Linked DNA regions of Homo sapiens: region 2 is linked to region 1. The links are chromatin loops, found by intact Hi-C in ENCODE. Cell type or tissue: CD4-positive, alpha-beta T cell. All regions are shown on one strand. Links, peaks and the distances in the headings refer to the core of each region. The heading gives the core; the rest is flanking DNA.

Region 1 (10,832 bases), core at 1,392-9,391:
ACTCCAGCTTTGAAATCCTGGGCTCAAGCAATCCTCCTGCCTCAGCCTCTTGAGTAGCTAGGGCTACAGGTGGGTGCCACCACACCGGGCTATTACATTTTTTTTTTTTTTTTTGTAGAGACAGGGTCTTACTATGTTGCCCGGGCTGGTCTTGAACTCCTGGTCTCCAGTGATCCTCCTGCTTCAGCCTCCCAAAGTACTGGGATTACAGGCACGAAGCCACCACACCTAGTCGGCAATGGTTTCTTAAGTATGAAACCAAAAGCACAAGGAAAAAAAGGGGAAAAAAGATAAATTGGACTTCATCAAAATTTAAAACTTTATGCTTTCATGGACACATCAAGAAAGTGAAAAGACAACCCATAGAATCACAGAAAATATTTGGAAATCTGATAACAGTCTAGAATCCCAAATACATATAAAATTACAACTCAACAACAAAAAACAACCCAATCAAAATGAACAAAGAAATAGACATTTTTTTCCGTGGAGTATATAAAAGTGAACAATAAGCATATGAACAGATGCTTAACATCATTAGCCAATAGAAGAATATGAATAAAAACCATAATGAGATACTACTTCTCTAGCATGGCTGTAATTTTTTAAAAAGTGAAAATAAATTTTGGAAAGGATTTGGAGAAATGAGAACCCTCACACATTGTTGACGGGAATGTAAAATGGTGCAGCTGTTGTTGAAAAGTTTATTAGTTCCTCAATAAATTAAACATAGAATGACCATATAGCAATTCAACTCCTAGATACATACTTGAGAAAACTGGTAATATATATTCACACAAAAACTTGTACGCAAATAGCAGCATTATTCATAGCATCCAAAAAGTGGAAGCAACCCAAATTTCAATTATTCAACTCTAAAAATGAATGAAATACAGATACATGATACAATGTGGATGAACCCTAAAAAATTATGGTAAGTGAAAGTAGCCAGAAACAAAAGGTCACATATTGTATGATTCCATTTACATGAAATGTGCAGAATAGGTAAATCCATAGATTTATGGAGAGCGTAGATTTATTTGGAATGTAGATTAATGGTTACCAGGAGCTGGGGGTGGGAAGGAATGGGAGTGACTTTTTAATGTGTATAAGTTACTTTTGGGGTGATTAAATGTTCTGGAATTAGATAGTGGTGGTGGTTGCATAATATTGTGAATGTATATATTTCTATTATGTGGTTGGTGTTTTATTAATTTGTAGAAACTATATGTGGTGGATATAAAATTCTTTTTTAATATGCTGCAAATATTTTCTTTCAGTCTTTTGTCTATCTACTAAATTTCCTTGTGTTATCTTTTTCTGTACAGAAGTTGAAAATTTTTACATACATGTGTTAATTTTTACATACATACACATACATGTGTAAATTTTTACATACATGTGCAAATTTTTACATACATGTGTTAATGTTTTTTCTTATGGCTTTTGAATTTGAATCTTAAGAAGATATCTCCCACTCCAACATTATAAAAATATTTTCAGTGTTTTCCTCTAATGCTTCTGAGCTCTTATTTTTTAATTAAAAAAATTTTTGTTTTTGAAGCAGGGTCTCACTGTGTCTCCCATTCTGGGAGTAGAGTGGCATGATCTCGGCTTGTTGCAACCTCTGCTTCCCAGGCCCAAGCAATCCTCCTACCTCAGCCTCCCGAGTAGCTGGGACCACAATTGTGCGCCACCACGCCTGGCTAATTTTTCATAGAGACGGTGTTTCACTAGTTGCCCAGGCTGGTCTCGAACTCCTGAGCTCAAGTGATCTGACTGCGCTGGCCTCCCAAAGTGGTGGGATTACAGGCATGAGCCACTGTGCCTGGTCTGAGCTTTTATTTTTAAATGAAGGTTTTAAAAGCATCTATAATTTTTTGTGCTTTGGGCATGAAGTGAGAGTTTAACTATTTTTTTCCAAGTAGTGCTGTACAATTTATTGAACAATTCATGCTTTCCCTACCAATTTGAACTATTACCAGTATCATATTTTGATAATAACATTGAAAACGTAGCAGTCTTTGGCAGTCAGGTCTTTCAGAGATTCCTGTGTAATGATTGATGGTTATTATAGCCTATTCTATTTTAATTATAAATGTACTAAAATAATGCAACTTATCTCTAAGCAGTTATTTTAAGTATTTTTCTCTGGAAGGCATTTTTGTGAAATTATTCGGTTGTCTCATCAATTTTGATGGTGGATATATTCATCTGCTCAGGCTGCCATAACAAACTACCATAGAGCGGGAGGCTTGCCCAACAGAAATTTATTTTCTCACAGTTGTGGAGACTGGAAAACCACCGTCAAGTTCCAGCAGGGTGGGTGTCTGATGAGTGTTCTCCCCTTGGGTTGCAGACAGCTGCCTTCCCTCTGTGTGCTCACGTGGCCTCCTTGGTGTGCTTGTGTGGAAAGAGGAAGGAAGAGGGGGAGGGTAAAGGAGGGAGAAGAGGAGGGGAGAACGAGCACTCTCTGGTGTCTCTTCTTATGAGGACACTAATCCTATCAGATTGGATCAACTCTAAGATAATACTTTAATATATTACTTAGTAATTTTTATAACTTTCTAAGTATTTTCTTTTAAGTACCTTCTTACTTAATACTTAGAAAAATTCCTGGCTGGGCATGGTGGCTCACGCCTATAATCCCAGTACTTTGGGAGGCTGAGATTGGCGGGGGATCACCTTTGGTCAGGAGTTGGAGACCAGCCTGGCCAACATGGTAAAACCCTGTCTCTACTAAAAATACAAAAATTAGCCAGGCATGGTGGTGGGCACCTGTAATCCCAGCTACTTGGGAAGCTGAGGCAGGAGAATCGCTTAAACCCGGGAGGCGGAGGTTGGAATAAGCCAAGATCGAGACACTGCGCTCTAGCCTGGGCAACAGAGCAAGGCTCCATCTCAAAAAAAAAAAAAAAAAAAGAAAAAGGAAAAAAAAGAGAAAAATTCCTTCCTTCCTTCCTCCTTCCCTCCCTCCCTCCCTCCCTCCCTCCCTCCCTCCCTTCCTTCCTTCCTTCCTTCCTTCCTTCCTTCCTTCCTGTTCTGTATCCATTCTACCTTCTTTTGGCAGAAGCATGCCCATTTCCTTTGGGAAGATTCTTTTTTTGACCCTGGATAAATTCTGGTAGGAATATTGATCAAGATACCCTGCCCTCTCCTAGTGTAGGAGTAGTGATGTGGACCCAAGCTAGGTCAATTAGAAGCTTCCTCTTGAATTTGATCTATGAATGGAGTAATAAAAAGACCGCATAAAGTGTTAAGCAGTTCTTGCTCTACATCTTCTGGAGCTCCCTGGTTTCTGCTTTGGTTTCTGAGGAGTTGGTTTTTCCAGTCTCTTCTTAAACCTGTTCGCTGCCCTGTAGCCTTCAAATAAATTCCCTCTTTTCCTAAGTTAGCCAGAGTTGGGTTTTGTCACAACCAAAAAACTCCAACTCATATAAGGGTGGTTCATTAAATCATTTGGCAAATATTTATTAAGTACTTACTATTTGCCAAGGGCTGTACTAGTCACCGGGGAGGGCTTTCCAAGTGTTTAATGCGCTGATCTCTTTTGTCAATAAGAAAGAAAACTGGGAGTTAACTCTCTGCCTTCATTATAAGTGCCAAGAAAAAAAAGAGACTCTAGGAGACTCCCAGTGCTCCACAGGAGAATAATTAACTATCATTAAATAAAGTTTAATAGAAACAATAAAAACACTAACGTTAACATTATGATGATTTTGTCTAGTTGAATTAATTCAGAGCTTTAATAATTTCCAACTTTGTAACAAGTTTCTTTAGAGGTCATAGTTATTGTTATACTCCTGAGTAAATTTGGGTAAATCCTTGTTGCTCACCACTCAGGCACACATTACATAGTGTTGCCTATGTGAGAAGCAGCTCTATCAAAAACCAATGCCAATTATTTGAGGCATTTGCATTTGGGACTTATTAATAGCCATGGGTGAAAAAGATATTCACTTGGTACTTACGGCCTTTAAAAGATGAAGCAGTAGTTTGAAGGAACCAGTGGTTTGGGAGAATTAAATACTGATTCCTATTGTACCCCGTTGACATACACAGTTTAAGCTCTGATCTTGTCTTAAATTATTGGAATTGTGGAAACTGCTCCATTAATAACAATTTTAGTAACTTTGGGGGCTTAGTAATTGGTTTCAACATGACCTTTCTCTTGAAACATTTAGACTCTCCTTTCAGATTCCAGACATAGAACTAGTGTAGATTCTTTGGCATAATTGATTTGGAGTTCAAATGTAAAAGCACTCTTTTCTCTTACAGAAGCATCTGAATTCATATCTCATGTATCTCCTGATCAGCAGCCAAATGTCTCTTTGAACTGAACTTTGGTTTCAATTGCCTGTGAAAGAACACGATTCTTCTCATCTTCCTCCAAGCATTCTTCTTACTGCAATTTTATTTGCCCTTGAAAGAGCCTGTCTTTGCAATTGGCCCTTGCACGGGTGTCCCTTTAAAATTGGGTTTCCAGATCCATAAAAATTCTAATTTAAAATACTATTGGTTATGACTTCCTATTCTTGGTAAAAGAAAACAAATACTCTTGGTGATTTGAAACTAAGATATTTTCATCTTTGGGACAAATTTTGTAGCATTTAAATTTATTCATTGTGTGGAGAAAAAAGTTATTTTGAAAAATTGATGAAATTTTTGAATATTCTCTTTAATCTGTGATATTTTAGAAAAATTCAAAAAGTGTAAGTTTCTTAACTCATACAAATCCATAAAATGATGGGCCACAAAGCTCAATGCAAGGAAAAAAATAATCAATGTGCCCTACAGCATCCCCAAAGTAAATTGTGCTAATATGATGTATTTTAAGCCAGACCATCTTGAAAATAACCTTCAAATTTGGTGAAAATATGTCCACTTGTTTTTACAGCTAGAGAACAGACAAAACTAGAGAACAGGTGTTAATTACATACAGGTAAGACATAAGTGATCTGTGCAGTCATTGATGACCCTGGCCCTTTCTTCCGTGACTTCTGCTACTCATTAGTATCTCCACCAGAGGGCAGACAGTAAAAGAGAAAGGAAAGGAGAGGAAAGGACATGAGGCTCTTGCAACCCAGCAAAGAACTTGAAACTCTTTAAGCCCATCTCTGAATTCATTCTGAGGTCCTGATGGATCTAGTTTATTTGAATGACAGTATTAGCTCTGATAGGGAACTGGGTCCCAATCATGACTCAGCCACTTCAGGTAGTCAAGAACTATTTACTGAGTGTCTGGTATATGTGAGGCACTGTTCTGGACACGGGATACAGTACAGACAAAAATGTTAGTTTGTGGAACTCGCAGTCTAGTGTTGTATTATAATCCCCATGAGCCTCAGTTTCTTTATCTGTACCATGGGGACAATAACACTGGAGTTTCTGTGAGCATTTAAATGAGATACTTAAGCACCTAACAAAGTTTATTATATTTTAATTTATACCTTGTACAGTTTTATATAGCGCCTATACAATTTTTAAATTTTATACTTTACAGTCCATACACAGTTTTATATTATTTATTATAATTTATAGTCTGTACATAGTCTATGTAGTGTCTATAAAGTTTTGAATTCTATTTGACATCATTCCATAAACACTTTTCTATGAGTGATTCTACTTAGTATTTTAATGGTTATACAACATTTCATCGTGTTGATTTGTCATAACACTTCAACACTGCTCTATTCTATTAGATACTTGGTCATAGAAAGTTCTCAGTAATTATTTGTTGAAAAAAATGCATGAACATCACATACTTATATTACTTGCATCTTTTCAACATTATAAATAACACTTTATTTTCTGAATAATGTTTCTGGTAACTACTCTAAAAGTAGGATTATTGTATCAAAATGCATGACACAAGGCATGAATAGTTTCATGATCCTCAATATATATTACCATCATGCTGCTGTAAAGACTGGTACTAATTTAAAACTAATAACTACATTGGGGTTTAATTTGTATTATTTAATTATTAATATTGTTGAATTTCTTTTGTATAGTTACTTACTATTTGAATATCCATGTAGTCAAACTTATCTGTTTGTGGACCAGGACAATCTCGAGAGAAGACAGGGCAGGCCTTCTATGTAAGATGTTAGCTACAAGAGCACAAATAACCACCTGAGCCATAAGGGCATCAGGAGCAGAAAATGAGGTGACAGAAGGAAGAGCCATGCAGAAAATAAAAGGGAAGGGCATAAGAGACAGATGTTACAGTTTTGCCAAACTTACAGATGATAGATAAAGACTATTACCACAAAGGAGAACCTTTTTGTTACATCATATCGAGGGTGGGGCTGTTTTGTGCAATGAGCACCTGCAATGTTGCAAGTGAAGTTGGTGAACCCTGGTATCTTGGTTGGAGTTGAGAGTGCTGATGTAGCACTAGGCATGGAAACGTTGATGAATTAGTATGAATTGGGGCCTGGTTTGCAATGTGATTTGCATATCTGTGGTTTGGGGTTATGCATGCCGTATATTTACCCCTTTGCCCTGAAGAATAAAATTGGTTGAGTAGTTGAAATTAAGCAATGAGTCTTTGATCTGAAATGGTTTGGTAAAATAAGCAATTGTGTGGTTTTAAAAAATACTGCATATTGAAATATTTTCAAACCTACAGAGAAGTTACAAATGCAGTGCAAATAACTTCCATATCTGTTTCACCTAGATTCTTGTTAACATTTTACTGCATTTGCTCCCTCTTTCTCATATATATATAAACATTATTACATATATAAATAATATATAAACATTATTATATTAATGTGTATATATATATACACATTAGTCTTTTTCTGAACCACTTGAGAGTAAGCTGAAGACATGATGTTCTATGATCCTTAAATATTCCAGTGTGTCTTTCCCCTAGCAAGTCCACTCTCCTAACCTACCAGCATACAGCTCTCCAGGTCAGGAAATCCACAGTGGTACAACACTACCACTCAATCTGCAGACCCAATTAAAACTTTGCCAACTGTCCCAACAATGTCTCCTTTTCCTTTCTGGTCCATGATTCCATCCAGGAACACTTAGTTACCAGCAATTAGTTGTCATCAGTGTCCATCTAGTATTTAGTTGTCGTATCTCTTCAGGCTCCTTCAATCGGAGAGAGTTCCATAGATTTTTCCTGTCTTTCATGTCCTCAACAGTTTTAGCAACTACTGATTTTACATTTTGTAGGATGAGCCACGTTTCCTTATGACTAGACTCAGGCCACATTTTCTTGGCAGGAATACCCTAGAAATGATGCTGTGTTCTTCTTGGTGCATTGCATCAGAGAGCACACAATGCCAACCTATCCTGTCACTGGTAGTGTTAACTCTAATCACGGGGTATATTGGTGTCTGCAGGTTTCTCTAGCATAACAATGTCCCTTTTTTTTCTCTTTGTAATTGATCAGTATTTTGTGGGGAGATATTCCCAGATTATGCCAACATCCTGTTTCTCATCGATCTTCTACCCACCACCCTTAACTGCCTGAATCAACCAGGCAGTTAATTCAGTTATGTTATGGTGGCCAAATATTGATTCTCATTCCCATCAATCTTTCTACACTTATTAGTTGGCATTCTACTGTATGGAACAGAAGGGCTTCTCCTCTGTTCCAGTTATCTATTGCTGTACATCAAGCTAGACCCAAATTTACTGGCTTAAAACAACAAGAATTTAGCTCATGAATCTGCAATCTAGGCAAGGTGATATTTTAGCTGGGGCAGTCAGCTGGGGTTAGAGGATCCAGTTCCAAGGTGGTTCATCACTCACATGACTGACTAGTTGTTGCTGTCTTTTGACTGGGACCTCAGCTGAGGCTGCCAGCCAGAACCCTCACATGAGGCCTTGCTATGTAGCTGCTTGATTTCATCCCAGCATTGGGGTTGAGATTTAACAGCAAGTATCCCAAGAGAGCAAGGTGGAAGTGCATGGCCTTTTTCTAATACAACCTCAGAAGTCACACAGCTTTCATTTCCATTGTATTCTGTTGGTTGAGGCAGTCATAAATATCCATCTAGGGTCAATGGATGGGGACATAGCTCTTACCACTTGATGGGAAGATTGTTAACATCACATTGTAAGAACAGCCTATAGGATAGAATATATTGTGGTGGGTATCTTTGTAGATATAGTCTGCCCTATCCTTTATTTATTTATTATTTATGTATGTATGTATGTCAATATGGACTCATGGAGTCCTATTTTGTATAATTGGTTGCGATCCATTACTATCAACGTTTATTTTGATGCTCAAATTTTCCCAGATTTGACCACTGGGAGCCCCTTTCAAGGTGGTCTCGGTGTCCTTTTGACTTGTTCCCATTATTCTTTGAGCACTTTTTCTTTAGTGGAGGGTGGTATATGAAAACTATTATCTGAGCTCTTGGTGGGCTCATTGCTGCTGGGCTATTATTGCTTGCAGGTGCTCTTAGCAGACAGGGCTGGAAAATATATGTATGTATATATTAATACATACATGTGCATATATACACATATGTACATCTATAACTATTTTTATATCTCTCTGAGTATATATATTTAAAACATGAATTTATACCCAAACCTCCAATTTCAACCCAGAATGTTAACATTCGGTCTGGTCTTCCTCCTTTCTGTTTTTAGTATCTTCTCCAACAGTGAGAAGCCTGCCACTTATCTTCAATATAATCTTCACTTATTTGCTCAATTAATGTAAACAGTCTCTAAACCACATGAGTCTACTCTCCCACCTACCACTTCAACACCCCACCACCAGTGATCTACATTCTCAAACAGGATCAGGCACATTACCAACGAACTTCCAGGTGGCATTCTGTATCGCTTCAGCATCCCATGTCTTTGGTCACCAATAGGCACTCCTCCAGCACATCTCTGCACAGCTCCCCTCCTCTCTGAAACTGGTCAAAATGTGGTACAGGGTCTTCACTTTTTGAAAATCCACACTAGCTCCTTTTTCATCTTTAAAAAATGCAAATTCGATCATGTTGTTCCCCTGCTTAAAACCCCTGAATGACTTTCTGGTCCTTAGGCTAAATCCAAAAACTATAATATGGCCTACAAAACCCTACATCATTTGACATCCTGCCTGCTTCTTCAGTATCATCTGAATTATTTCTCTGGGTTCAGTCAGTTTCCCAGAGTGGAATCTTCCAATCTTCCGCTTGGCATGTGTAACCTGGCTGTCAGTATTTTGGGAACTGAGTCAAGGATGGGGACTGGAGGTCTCAATGTTCAGAAGGCAGACTCCAACTTAATCCCAGTTTTCAACATAGCTTCTCAGTGGGCCCTCAGCTGTGCTTGGTTTAAATGTTTTCTCCCCTGCTGGGATGGAGGGAGGGATTTGGGGGCTGTTTCTTATCATCATGTTCAATCTATCATCCTGTTTTCAACTCCATACCAAAACTCCCACTTTCAGAGATAACTGGTACCCTCAAAACCTGAGCTTTTTGAGGTTTGGAGTATAAACCGCATCCTTGGGTTTTGGCTTTTTCTAATCTGCTAAACCACTCATTTAGCCATTCTCTAGTTTCCATATTTGCACATGTACACGCATGCACGCGTGTGTGCTTCTTGCTTATTATAGCCTCTCCCCCTTTTTCCTTTGTACTCACTGCATTTGGCCTTTTAATCCCCTGTTCTTTTTTTGTGGGATCTCAGGAAGGAGCTCAGATAAGTGCATGTGTTCAATTTGCCCAATTTAATTGGAAGTGAAGTTGTTTTAAATAACAAACACCTGTTTCATTTTAAAGCCAATCCCATGAACAAAAACTGGATTTCCTGGAATCATGAAATATTATAACAAAAAATGTTCATCCAGTCCATTGTTTCTTGTCTTTTTGCTACCAAGTATCTCTTTTATTATATTATATCTACCCCTCACTCCAACCCCACAATTGAAAAGATTCAGACTTCCAAACCTTAGTTTGGGAAACTTTGCTCAAGTCAATGCCCTCGTTTTACAGATGAAAAGACTGAGGCCAAGAGATAGAAGTGATTTGTTGAAGTCTAACCACTAATAAGGGGCCAAGTTAGGATGGGCACCCAAGTCTCCTACTTCCTCTTCTGCTGCTTTTCTATCTAGGATGTGAGATTTCTGACTGCCCCCAAACTGATGGGAGGGTGAGGGAAAACTTTCCTTCTGACTGTGGTTTTTCTTAGCAACATCATTACTGGCATTGAAACATTACTTCTTCTGGTGGCTAAGAGGAAAATGCTCTCCGCCACCTTGAAGGCCACAGGTGGCCAGACATTCTGGGAATCACTGGAGCTTTCTCAGGGCCACAGGGGAACCGTTTGTTTGAAATGTAATAAAGGTTCCTTTACACCAAACGTGGAGAAAAAGCTGCACTGGGAACACAACAGAATCAGCGTGAGAGGTCTTTTCTAGCCACTTAACCAGCCAATCAGCAAGGGGGCGCCTGCTGGGAACTCTTTCCTCTCCTGGAAGTTACCAGGGATACACGGGCTTGGCCCTGAAGGGGCTTCTGATCAAATTGCAGAGACCAGACAGCTTATCGAACAGCTTATAACCTCTCTAAAGGCAGGACCTTTCTTATTCTTATTTCTTGTGGGCCTCAGTGCCCCAGGCCTCCTGCTGGACACATGTTAGTTACCTATAGCTTAATTAAAGCTTCTTTGGTGCATTATTTCCTCTCCCCAAAGTGGAAATAATGAGCGAGTGCTGAGCTGATGTGACCACGTAGCCCCATTCCCCAAGGTAAAGTGACTACATACATTTTGTCTTGGAAACTCACTGCCTTCTGCAGAGTCCTTTTTCACTGGTAAAGGTTAAGTTTTGTTATTCTCCTGGATCTTTTGAAAACAAT
Region 2 (10,832 bases), core at 868-8,867, 530 kb after region 1:
TGGTACAGTGGAGAAAAGACATCGTTATGAGATAGTAGAAACTATGTGGTAGACAAAATAAATATTGAGCTGATGGAAAGAATAAGCTATTGGACAAAGAAACAGACAGAGAGGAGCAAAAATGCAGAGAACTGCTGAGTCTTATTAATGCTAGAGATCCACAGTCTTTGCCTTTCCTTTGGGGATTGACCAGAGTTTCCCGCGTTCCCGGGGACTGACAACACATACACTGAAAAGATGTTCTCAATTACTCGAGGCAACCTGAATGTCTCTGGCTTCTTGCAACCAGAGAGGCTAATAAGAACCCACACCTGCATTCAGCCTTGAACATTACATTTCAAGAGCAGTTTGGACAAACTGGAGTGTTCTAAAGAAAGAGACCAGGAAGGGAGATTTGAAACCCATTAATGTGAGGAACAGGTTGAAGGAATTGGGGAAACATTTAGCACAAAGAATAGAGGACTCAAGAATAGTGAAGGGCTGTCAGTTGTAAGGGGAATTTTACTTATTCTGTGAGACCCTAAAATTAGATTTGAGAAAAATGGGCAGAGTTAAGAAGGGATAGATTTTGGTTCAAAAAGAATCTTCTAGTAGTTGTTTGAGGTAGAGTGGAATAACTTAGGAATAAGCCAATTACCTATTTTGGAGATATTTATGCAAAGGCAAGTGGCCACTTAGTAGGGATAGTAATGTTACCTTTTAATTGTGTAGTGCTTTACAGTATATGAGGCACTTTCTACTACGTTAGTTTGATTTTCCTAATTAGGAAGTCAGGCATTTGTATATTCATTTTTACAGATGAGGAGGCTGAGGCTCAGACAGGTTCTGTTACACAGTTCATGTATAAGTTCCTGGATACCCACAGTTACCTTTATTGACTACATGAGAAATGAACATTTTAAAGGCTATATTTGAACAATGCTAGTTGATAGAGCTAATAACGTTTCTGGCTTTTAAAAAATCATCATTGTGATGCTAAATATATGTTCAAATGTACTAAAAAGGTACTCTGTTCACTCTTACATGAAAACTTATGTTCTTCTCTGCGTCTTAAGAAACTGAGACCAATTAATATATTCCTTGCATAGATACAGAAGGTCCGTGGGTGCAGTTTGTACAAACATGCCTAGATGTACATTTCAAATAAGAATAATTTTCTCTCTCCATTTGCCTGAACCCATTCCCCACTCTCTCCCAGATTTTCTGTTATTTGGCTTCAAAGACGAAAGGAGTGTGTTTGCTTGTCAGAACTGCTACTTAACCATATTGCCCTGTTGTTTCCTCAGCTCTCTATCACTAAGCTCTGCAAATGAACTAAAAGTAAAATGAGGAAATAACCACTGTTTGAAAACTCCTTGAAGAAGATATACATTGTTCTTTGCATTTTACCCTTTACTCACCTCCCCCTTTCAATTAAAAAAGAAAGAAAAGAAAAGAAAAGAAAAGATACAGGGCTGGGCACGGTGGCTCACGCCTGTAATCCCAGCACTTTGGGAGGGTGAGGCGGGCAGATCACAAGGTCCGGAATTCAAGACCAGTCTAGCCAATATGGTGAAACCCTGTCTCTACTAAAAATACAAAAATTAGCTGGGCGTGGTGGCATATGCCTATAGTCCCAGCTACTCTGGACGCTGAGGCAGGAGAATCGTTTGAATCCAGGAAGTGGAGGTTGTAGTGAGCCAAGATCTTGCCACCGCACTCCAGCCTGGGCGACAGAAGGAGACTGTCTCAAATAAATAAATAAATAAATAAATAAATAAATAAATAAATACAGAAACTCTATCACTAGTATAGTTCTAATTGGGTTATTGTCACCATAGGTGCTGACTGCTATATTTTTCTCTTGGAATGTAGCAGAAATCACCCTTTATGAAACCATTTAATCTGGTAAGTGATGGATGATACTGTTTCCTGGACATGGGCCATAGTACTTGCAGTTTGTTGATGGTGAAATATTCTCTGATGCCATGGTTGGTATTTAATTTAATATGCTGCTAAACAACAAAAACAATAACAACCAGTCTTAGGAGAGTTGACTAGTCCTTCTCTTTCCATTCCAATTCCCAGAGATCAGATTAGAAGGTGATACCAGACATTGTTTATCAAGTAGTATATTATACCCATTTTTTACATACAAATGTCTTTAGAAAAAGTTTCTGTAAATTGGATAGCTATAGGTAGAAGGAAACTGGACTCCTATCCCTCACTGTATACAAAAATTAACTCAAGATGGATTAAATACTTAAATATAACACCAGAAACTATAAAAATACTAGAAGACAGCCTAGGAAAAAACTCTTCAGGACATTGGCCTAGGCAAGAAATTTTATGACCAAGACCTCAAAAGCAAATGCAACAACAACAAAAATAGACAAATTTGGCTTAATTAAGCTAAAAAGCTTCTGCATAGCAAAATAAATAATCAACAGAGTAAACAGACAACACACAGAATGGGAGAAAATATTTGCAAACAATGCATCCAAGAAAGGACTAATATCCAGAATCTACAAGGAACTTAAACAAATCAACAAGAAAAAAATACCCAAAAATTCCTGTTAAAAAGTGGGCAAAGGACATGAACAGACATTTCTCAAAAGGTGCTGTATAAGTGGTCAACAAACAGATGAAAAAATGCTCAACATTATTAATTATCAGAGAAATGCAAATTAAGACCACAATGAAATACGATCTCATACCATTCAGAATGGCTATTATTAAAAAGTCAAAAAACAACAGGTATTGGTGAAAATGTGGAGAAAAGGCAATGCTTATACACTGTTGGTGGGAATAAAAATTAACACAACCTCTGGAAAACAGTATGGCGATTTTTAATAGAACTTCCATTTGATTCATCAATGCACTTCTGGGTATCTACCCAAAGAAAAATAAATCATTATATCAAAAAGACACCTGCATGCATGTGTTTATCACAGCACAATACACAAGAGCAAAATCATGGAATCAACCTAAGTGTCCATCAATGAATAATTGGATGAAGAAAATGTGGTATATATACACCATAGAGTACCACAGAGCCTTAAAAAAAAATCATGTTTTTTGCAGCAACATGGATAGAGCTGTAGGCCATTATTCAAAGTAAGCTAACTCAGTAACAGAAAATCAAATACCACATGTTCTCACTTATAACTGGGAGTTAAACAATGGCTATTCATGGACATAAAAATGGAAATGATAGACCCTTGGGACTCCAAAAAAGGGAGGATGGGCGGGGAGTGAGGGTTAGAAAATTACCTATTGGGTACAATGTTCACCCTTTAGGTGAGGGTACACTAGAAGCCCAAACCTCACCACTGCACAATATATCCATGTAACAAACATGCACATGTATCCCCGAATCTATAAAAATAAAACAAAAATAAAAGCTTCCATTGTAGAACTAAATAAGGCACACAAAAAAACAAGGGGAAGTCCTTGAATTTCAAAGAAAATAGAATCTATGTTTTATTAGTTAGTGTTTTTCTATGTCAATATAAAGTTGTAATGTTTGATTTAAGAAAGTGACTAGAAATGATGAATAATTTCTTTATTAATTGTATCTGGTGCTAAAATCTATCATGATCAAGGGACCTAGAACTGCAAAGAGTAGAACTTTTATCATGACAAAGCTCTGAGGAGTCAATCTAGAAATCTAAACATGTGAAGAAAAACAGAGGCAAACTTTTTTGCTCAAAAGACCAAAAGCTTCACCCTAAAGGCAGAATTTAGTTTTTAAACTTACACATATACTTCCATTACATGAGGCTGATCCTTTTTTTTTTTAATGTTTGAAGGCAACTTATTTTTTCAAAGAATCTTACAATAAATAAAATAGAAATGATCACTCCTCCTCCAGTTGTGTTTGGGTTTTCTTGTAATACTGCAGTTTTTTAAAACAAGGGACAATTGCCTTTCACTTTGAGGCTGCAGTGACAGCTTAGATAATTGCTTTGTTTTATGTTTTTGTGGATATGTGACAGCAGGGTGTTTATGTATCTGCGGCTTCATCTTTTCACGTGTATCTGCTTTGGTCTGTGGCTGTGGCTGGATCTAGATGTTTGTGTCTGTTTGCACATCTGCGCCTGTGAAGGAGTCTTCCTTTTTGCCCATGCATCTGGGTGTGTATCGGTTTGTGCATTTGTGTGTCTCTGCAGATGTGTGTGATGAAATGAGTTTCTGCAATCAGTAGAACCATCCTCTGCCAATACTTAAGTTTAGTGGGATCAATAATAGCTCAAGTACCTGGTCTCCAATGGTATGTTGCTGTTCAGGACCCAGCTGTTATGCAGATGGACTGAATCCTGCGTGCTGGTTGGGGGAGCTGGAGCAGCTGGGCTGGGCTGGCTGCGGGTAGTCATTGATCTCCTCTGAAGAGAGTCCGCTGCAGGGGGTGGCTTCCTGGCACAGGTGCAGGCATGAGGAGGCGGAGGTGGCGGTGGGAGGGGTCTGAAGGTGAACTGGTTGTGTGGGCTGCTCTGCACATCTAAAGAGGAGAGAAGAGAAACATAAAATAGAGACTTACTCTCCCACTTGGCAGTCAGGGAAACCAGCATGACAGACTTACCAGGATTTCAGATAATAAAACCTGTGGGGTGAGGGAGGTTGTTTTAAGTTCAGTCTATCTGTAAAAATGCCACTTAACTTACAAAAGCACGTGCAGCATGCTTATGAAATGTAAAACATTCACAGTTGCATTTACATGTAAATTCTTTAGGGCTATAGCAGCTAAAAAGTAAATGAGGCCGCCTCACACCATTTGTCATAGTTTCTGCTACTGAACAAATAAATCATCAACAAGACACCAAGTTACAGAACAGAAGTGAGCTGATTTCCATCAGTTGCAAAATTCTCACTTCAGAAAATGCTAGTAAAAGGCACAAATTTGTTGCAAGGAAAATCATTCGGCACTTCAAATAAAAATATAAGGCCACCTTCTGGCTTACCTCAGGAAAGGATGTGAGCTTGCCTATACGGGAGCAAATCCATATTTTAGAAAAACAGCTCACGAGTGTGTCGCTTGGCTGTGTGAAACTAATCTCTTTGTCAGCCCCCCAACTAGAGTGCTACTTGTAAAAGGTAGGCTAAAAGAAGTTTGTTCAAGTTGTTATACATATTTCCATGGTCATGCAAAGCACAGTCTGCAACTTTTTTCCTTTGCCACACCTTTCTAGGAGCTCTGCCATGTTAGCGGCAGCTTAGGCAGCAAGGAAACAGATTTTTTTTCTGCTCGTTTGCAGAGGGGCAGCCTGGGACAGCGGTCCTCAGGCTTCTATTGTTGCTATTGCTTGGTATTTTTCCATTGTTTTCCTGGCAGGCACACGTAAAGACAGTGAGTTAGAATTTGGCCCATGAGAAATACCTCAATTAAACCCCTTTAAAAAGAAATCACTATTGTAGCTGATAGCCACCTCTCTTCCACAGGAGAAACATAATAGATGTCAAGTGATTTCTTGTAACACCAGCACGTTCTGGATAAACTTTGTGGACAGCATGGCCTTGTCCCACCTCCCAAATGACTGAGAGTTGAAAAGCAGAAAAACGCCAGAGGCTTTCGATGCCTAGCAAAGGACTCAGCTGGTTTGTGCTGAGGCCCACTTTGCAGTGGCTGATCACAGAAAAAAAAAAAATCACTTCTTTCAATCTTTTTACTTCAAACTTGAATTTTAAAGACATTGGCATGGTTTTTTATTTTTAAAAACGATATTAGCCTCCCAAGAGCATGACAAATTCTTGGCTGTATTTTCTAGCACAGGTGGCTCTCCCTTTAAATAAACTCACTATATGAAAATCTGAATTGTACAAAAGATAGATAGAGAAGGGAGTGGTGATCATTCATTTTATAAAAAGGATTCCTTTAGATGGTCAGCTATCCTTGTATATTTTAAAAGAACTAAAATGTTTCATGAATTTCCTAAGTCACCCCCATTATTCCAGGCCCAGCTCAAATCCCATATTCACTAAAAAAAATCATCACAAATACTTAACATCTCATTAACTTTTTTTAAACCTCTGGGCTCATACTCATAACCGTAACTAGAAGTGTGCTTTCCATTTTGGGGACTCAAAGAAGCATAGAATGTTGAAACCCAAAGGACTTTGGAGATGCTCTCATTTTGCAAATGAGAAAACAAGTCCAGGGACACTTGGCAAGTTAGTGGCATGGCCAGGACTAGAACTCACATCTCTTGACTCTCTGGCTAATGCTCCATTCCCTGTATTGCAGATCTCTGTAATATGAGTTCTCTTTTCCTTCATAAGATTTAGAGACAAAGAATTGTCCACATTTTCTTGATTTTTCACTTAGGTTTATTACGTCTGCTTTTCTCTTTGACCATGACTCCTTAAATGTAGAAAGGAAGGCAGTGTGGTGTAATGGTATGCAACACAGCACAGTGGAAAGAGGAGAGGACTTGGACTGGGATGTATGGCAAATCTGGGTTTAAGTTCTGCCTCTACCCTTTAGAAGCTTTAACCCCTCATTTGTAAAATAAGGATAATAATAATCCCTTTTCCTAACAATTAAATTTAATTCATGTAAAATGTGCTTGAGCATGCATTTTATTGACTATTTCTTTATTGAATGTAATAAAAGTATAAAAGTATAAAACTATAAGGCTGGAAGAAATCATAGGGATCACCTAGTTAAGCTTGCCTCTCTCCACTCGCCATTTTACAGATGAGAAACCCAAGACCCAAAGAGGTGAACTGACTTGCTCAAGGTCATTCAACTTGGATACTTTTTCCTGCCCATGCCAGATGATTTCTTTACTCTTTTTCTGTACGTGTTTTTGTAAATTAAGTGACATTTTAACAGATAGACTGAACTTAAAACTCTCCCCCACCCCCATGGGTTATGTTATCTGAAATCCCAGTACTCTGCCCAGCACTCTTTCCATTATGCTACTTCGGAACATAAACATGACTCTCTTCTATGACTTTAACATTTACTATTTTTGCCATAAATTTGATCCCTGAGTTGGCAATATTATAGCATCCCCATCATATTCTATGTGTTTTGCCTTTTCTCCCAAAATAGACTGCATGTTTCTTAGAATAAGGTTTCCTTCTACTTCTCCTGTATGCTGTATGACATTGAGCAAAGTACTGGGTACAGAGCAAGATCTCTAAAATCTTTTGCTAATAGAAGAGGGTTTGACTGGATCATGGGACCCAGATAATCACCTTCTGTGTTCCCTTTGGCTCTCATTCTGATGTAGCCACTGGCTATCTATTCAATTGACAGAGAAGTAGGTTTTCCCCTTGAAGATCTTAGTGGAATGCCTCCCAGAGCCATGACAAAGGACAATGATACTCTGAAGAAGGTGCTTAAAATGATGCCCCTTCATGATGTGAAAAAAGCACCAGTGACACACTACAGATCTACTGTCTAATGCCACGTGTGGGAGAGCACTTAATGACCCGAGGGAAGGGAGGAAAAGGTGCAAGTCCAAGGTTAGAAGAAAAAGAGGAGTCAATTTGAGGTCTTGTGCTCAGAACCCCTCTAAACAACATGCATGACATTTACTAGCTTAATCAGTAGGGGTTTCTGTCAGCACAGTTGTGCAAGAGAAAGGGTTTCTCTTCAGTACAGTTGTTCAAAAGAAAAAGAATATCTCATTGACATCAGATTTATTGCCTGCTAGATTACCTCACAATCTTTGCAACTCTATTATGAAAAATGATAAAAATTTTACTTCATTGAAAAGTGCAATCATAGTATTATTATTTCTGTTGCAGGTAGAATGGCTTTGTCTAGTCATTTAGATTATCTACGTATAATGCATATCCATATACATATATGGATATTTTGATTTTCATCTATTTTACTGTGTATTTTTATTTCCACATTTCAAATATGTGGAAGTTTCCCTGCTAGTTCATATTGTCTTTAAACGCTTTCACAATATTGGATTGTTGCACTGAGTGGAATACATCCAGACCTTAAGCCTTTATGAAATGCAAATGATCTCAGATTCATTCTTTTTTTCACCTCAGGAAAAAGATGGGGAATGCACTTGTTCCCTCCCAAATGAAGTAATTTAATACTTGGGATCCATGAAATGGGATTTCCCAACATTAAACACTAATGAAAAATACATTAGTGTTCAGTGTCAGAAGCTCTAGAACACCAATTCTAGGGGTTTGCGAGTCACATACACTCACTTCCAAATGTATCTGGCAACCATACACTTCTGTGCCCCAGAGAGAGGAAGGGAGAAGGGGGGAGTGGTGATTATGCAAATGTAGATATCCAGACTTACTTACAAAGCTTTCTGAAAATAAATTAAGTTTTCAAATGGAAAGGTCTAATTCACATAATATACTTGGATAGTAGCCAGTTTCAGGTTTGAGGTCCTAAAATAACTTGGTAAGATAATTTCTCAGGAGCAAAATTCCTCCAAACTGTAGATTTGAGACATTTTAAGTGTGGCAGAGCTACTAATAGAAGTATAAGCCTTCAGAAACAACATTGCCTCTGTCTCCAAAAGGTAAGTGCAAGAAGAAACGTGTCACGCATAGTTTTTTCTTTTTTCCTTTTCTTCTCTTTTTGCCAATACACCTTATTTTGGATAATGTGTTAGAGAAAGCTTTCACAAGAAATTAGAGTATCTCTGCTCAGAAATACTGTGGCAACTTATCAGAGTGTCTATCAGGGTGTTTTGTCCCTTACATTTCATTAACATATACAGTCAGTTCTGCTACAAGACAAAGCATGCATTTCTGCAATTCACTGCACTATGCAAAATCACACCTAACCAAAGGGTTATGGAAAAAATGAAGTTAGGGATGCAACATTCAGAAACATAATCAATGACGCATTAAAAAAAAAGGAACCTAATAAGAATGACAGCATAGTTTGTCATATATTAATGGTTAAGGGATACGCGAATGCCATACCAAATATGACACTTTATCTTGTGAAAGTGGGTGCCAGAAGAGTTGCAAATTGTGAGTTATTGTGAAGTGGTGAAAAGGAAAGTTATCTGATTAGGACGGAAACTTCTAAATACCAGATGTGGATGGGACAGGCTCCTATCCACATGTGGTGAGCTGAAATAGCTGATGGATATTGCAGGTATATACATGTGCCCATTTTGTGTATTCTTACGCAGTTCATTCTGCTGTATGCAGTTTTCTGCATTCATCTAGTGCTTTTAACAGATGGAATTGCGCATATGCAAACGCAAAATTTGTCTTAAGTTCAAACTGTTCTCAAACATCCCAATGGCAAAGGAAAAAATTAACCTTTATAAAACGAGCACTGTAGCAGCACTGGCTGTACATGCAAAATAATTTTCGGTAGGTGTTAAAAATAAATATTGTCAGTATTACAGTAATGCCAAATAGACATTTTTCTTGAAAAATTTGACCAAAGTAGATACATGGCTAGCTTTTCTGAAATCCATGTACTAAATTGATCATTCTTTTCTTTAGTGACACTGTGACAATACCTTCCCTAAATATGTTTTTTCCCAAGGTTACTATGCAGTGTACGTTGTCAAAAGGGGCACATATATTCCTATAGCTCTAGAAAAAGGTCACGGAGAGTCAGAAATCATGTCTGTACTTCCTGGTCTTAGTATGTGTTTCATTATCTCCTTGGCCAAGGGGAAGGGTAGCTCCACAATTCTTTATCTACAACTATGGAATCAAAGAATCTCTGAAAAATGAGTTTGTTTTCCCCTAACTCACTGGGTGGCAAAAGCTGACCTGAAATGCTTTGAGGATATTTATGGTCTTTACTTATTTATCTAATTTCATAAATTTTGGTGGCAAAGCCTGACCTGAAGTGATATGAGGACATTTATAGTCTTCATTTATTTATCTTATTTTGTGAATTTTCATACATTTAGGTAAGAAAGTATTAATGCATTTTATTAAGGGGTGCTGGCCCATACCTCACTCTGGGTGAGTGTATATATAATATACAGTATATGTACAGCAGCACCTTTGTAAAATTTGAAAAATTCTAAATTCTGAAAAAAGTGGACCCCAAAGGTTTTGGATAAGGGATTATGGGCCTGTATTAGTATTTAACCACCTTCCTGAGCTCTTATGAGGCAATATTAATTAATGCCTCTGAAGACCATATAATCTACACGTGCAAAGAACATCAGGGCACCAAGAGTTATTGCCATACTACTTATGTCAGATCTCTCAAGGCCAATTAGAAGTCTTTGGTTCCTGAGGTTGCTTTTCTGAGCTGCCCTCCCCTTCTAGGCAGGAGTAGGGGGTAAAAGGAAACAGGCTTAAAAGAAAGAGAAGATATTTTCTTATTAATATTAACTATTACTACTAACTCAAAATGTATGTTACTACTTAATGGTATTTTACCTGTCACAAAGAGCTTTTGTAACTTGTGAGCAGGTAGTTTTAAGATTTGCATGTTACGGCTAATATCCATTAACTTCATAGTGCTCAATGATCATCAAATTAGACTTAAATGTATCTGGCTGTTCTGTTCTCAACCTCGTAATTATTATTAGAGGCTCAAAAGAATAAAAAGGTAAGAAAACTGGTTTTCAGAAGAAAATAAACAATACAGTTTATCACTTTTCTGGCTCAAATAATACTGCTTTAATATTAATATACCAACATCCTTTATTAAAAGCAGATTTATCAGTTAAATAAACCATTGGATTGAGAATGGAAATAAAGTCCATTCGATAGGTAATGCTTAATAAATACTTATGTATAAATGGGCATGTGCATGAGTGACGCACAGACAACAACAGAAAGAGTCAGAAGGAGAGAGAAATAGAGAGGAGATATCACAACTGAAGCAGATGACTGAAGGAGAACAGTCACAGAGGCTCTGGGGGAAAGCTAACAAT

Evidence for each region. A loop is a pair of places that touch in the nucleus more often than their neighbours do. Peaks named below come from ENCODE experiments on the same cell type or tissue, not always from the same donor. Only the 100,000 strongest peaks of a DNase experiment are listed, where the experiment ranks them.
Region 2: a loop joins it to region 1, with 4 times the contacts of the local background. A loop is called at or near these places in 4 of 110 quality-filtered maps.

Annotation. Positions count from the first base shown.
Region 1 is chrX:124,206,496-124,217,327 of GRCh38, forward strand. No RefSeq gene overlaps it. Among named protein-coding and RNA genes, the nearest start is that of TEX13D, 120 kb to the right of the region's middle. RefSeq lists an enhancer at 10,482-10,832. In CD4-positive, alpha-beta T cell, for the core only: CTCF peaks have their summits at 5,032 (motif pointing right) and 5,232; DNase peaks (open chromatin) are centred at 5,036 and 6,356; H3K27ac peaks cover 637 bases.
Region 2 is chrX:124,732,718-124,743,549 of GRCh38, forward strand. TENM1 (teneurin transmembrane protein 1) reads right to left here. Exons shown (of 35, transcript NM_001163278.2): 7 at 4,240-4,480. Among named protein-coding and RNA genes, the nearest start is that of SH2D1A, 390 kb to the left of the region's middle. In CD4-positive, alpha-beta T cell, for the core only: no CTCF peak of the experiment used is centred there; DNase peaks (open chromatin) are centred at 4,044 and 4,384; H3K4me3 peaks cover 1,147 bases.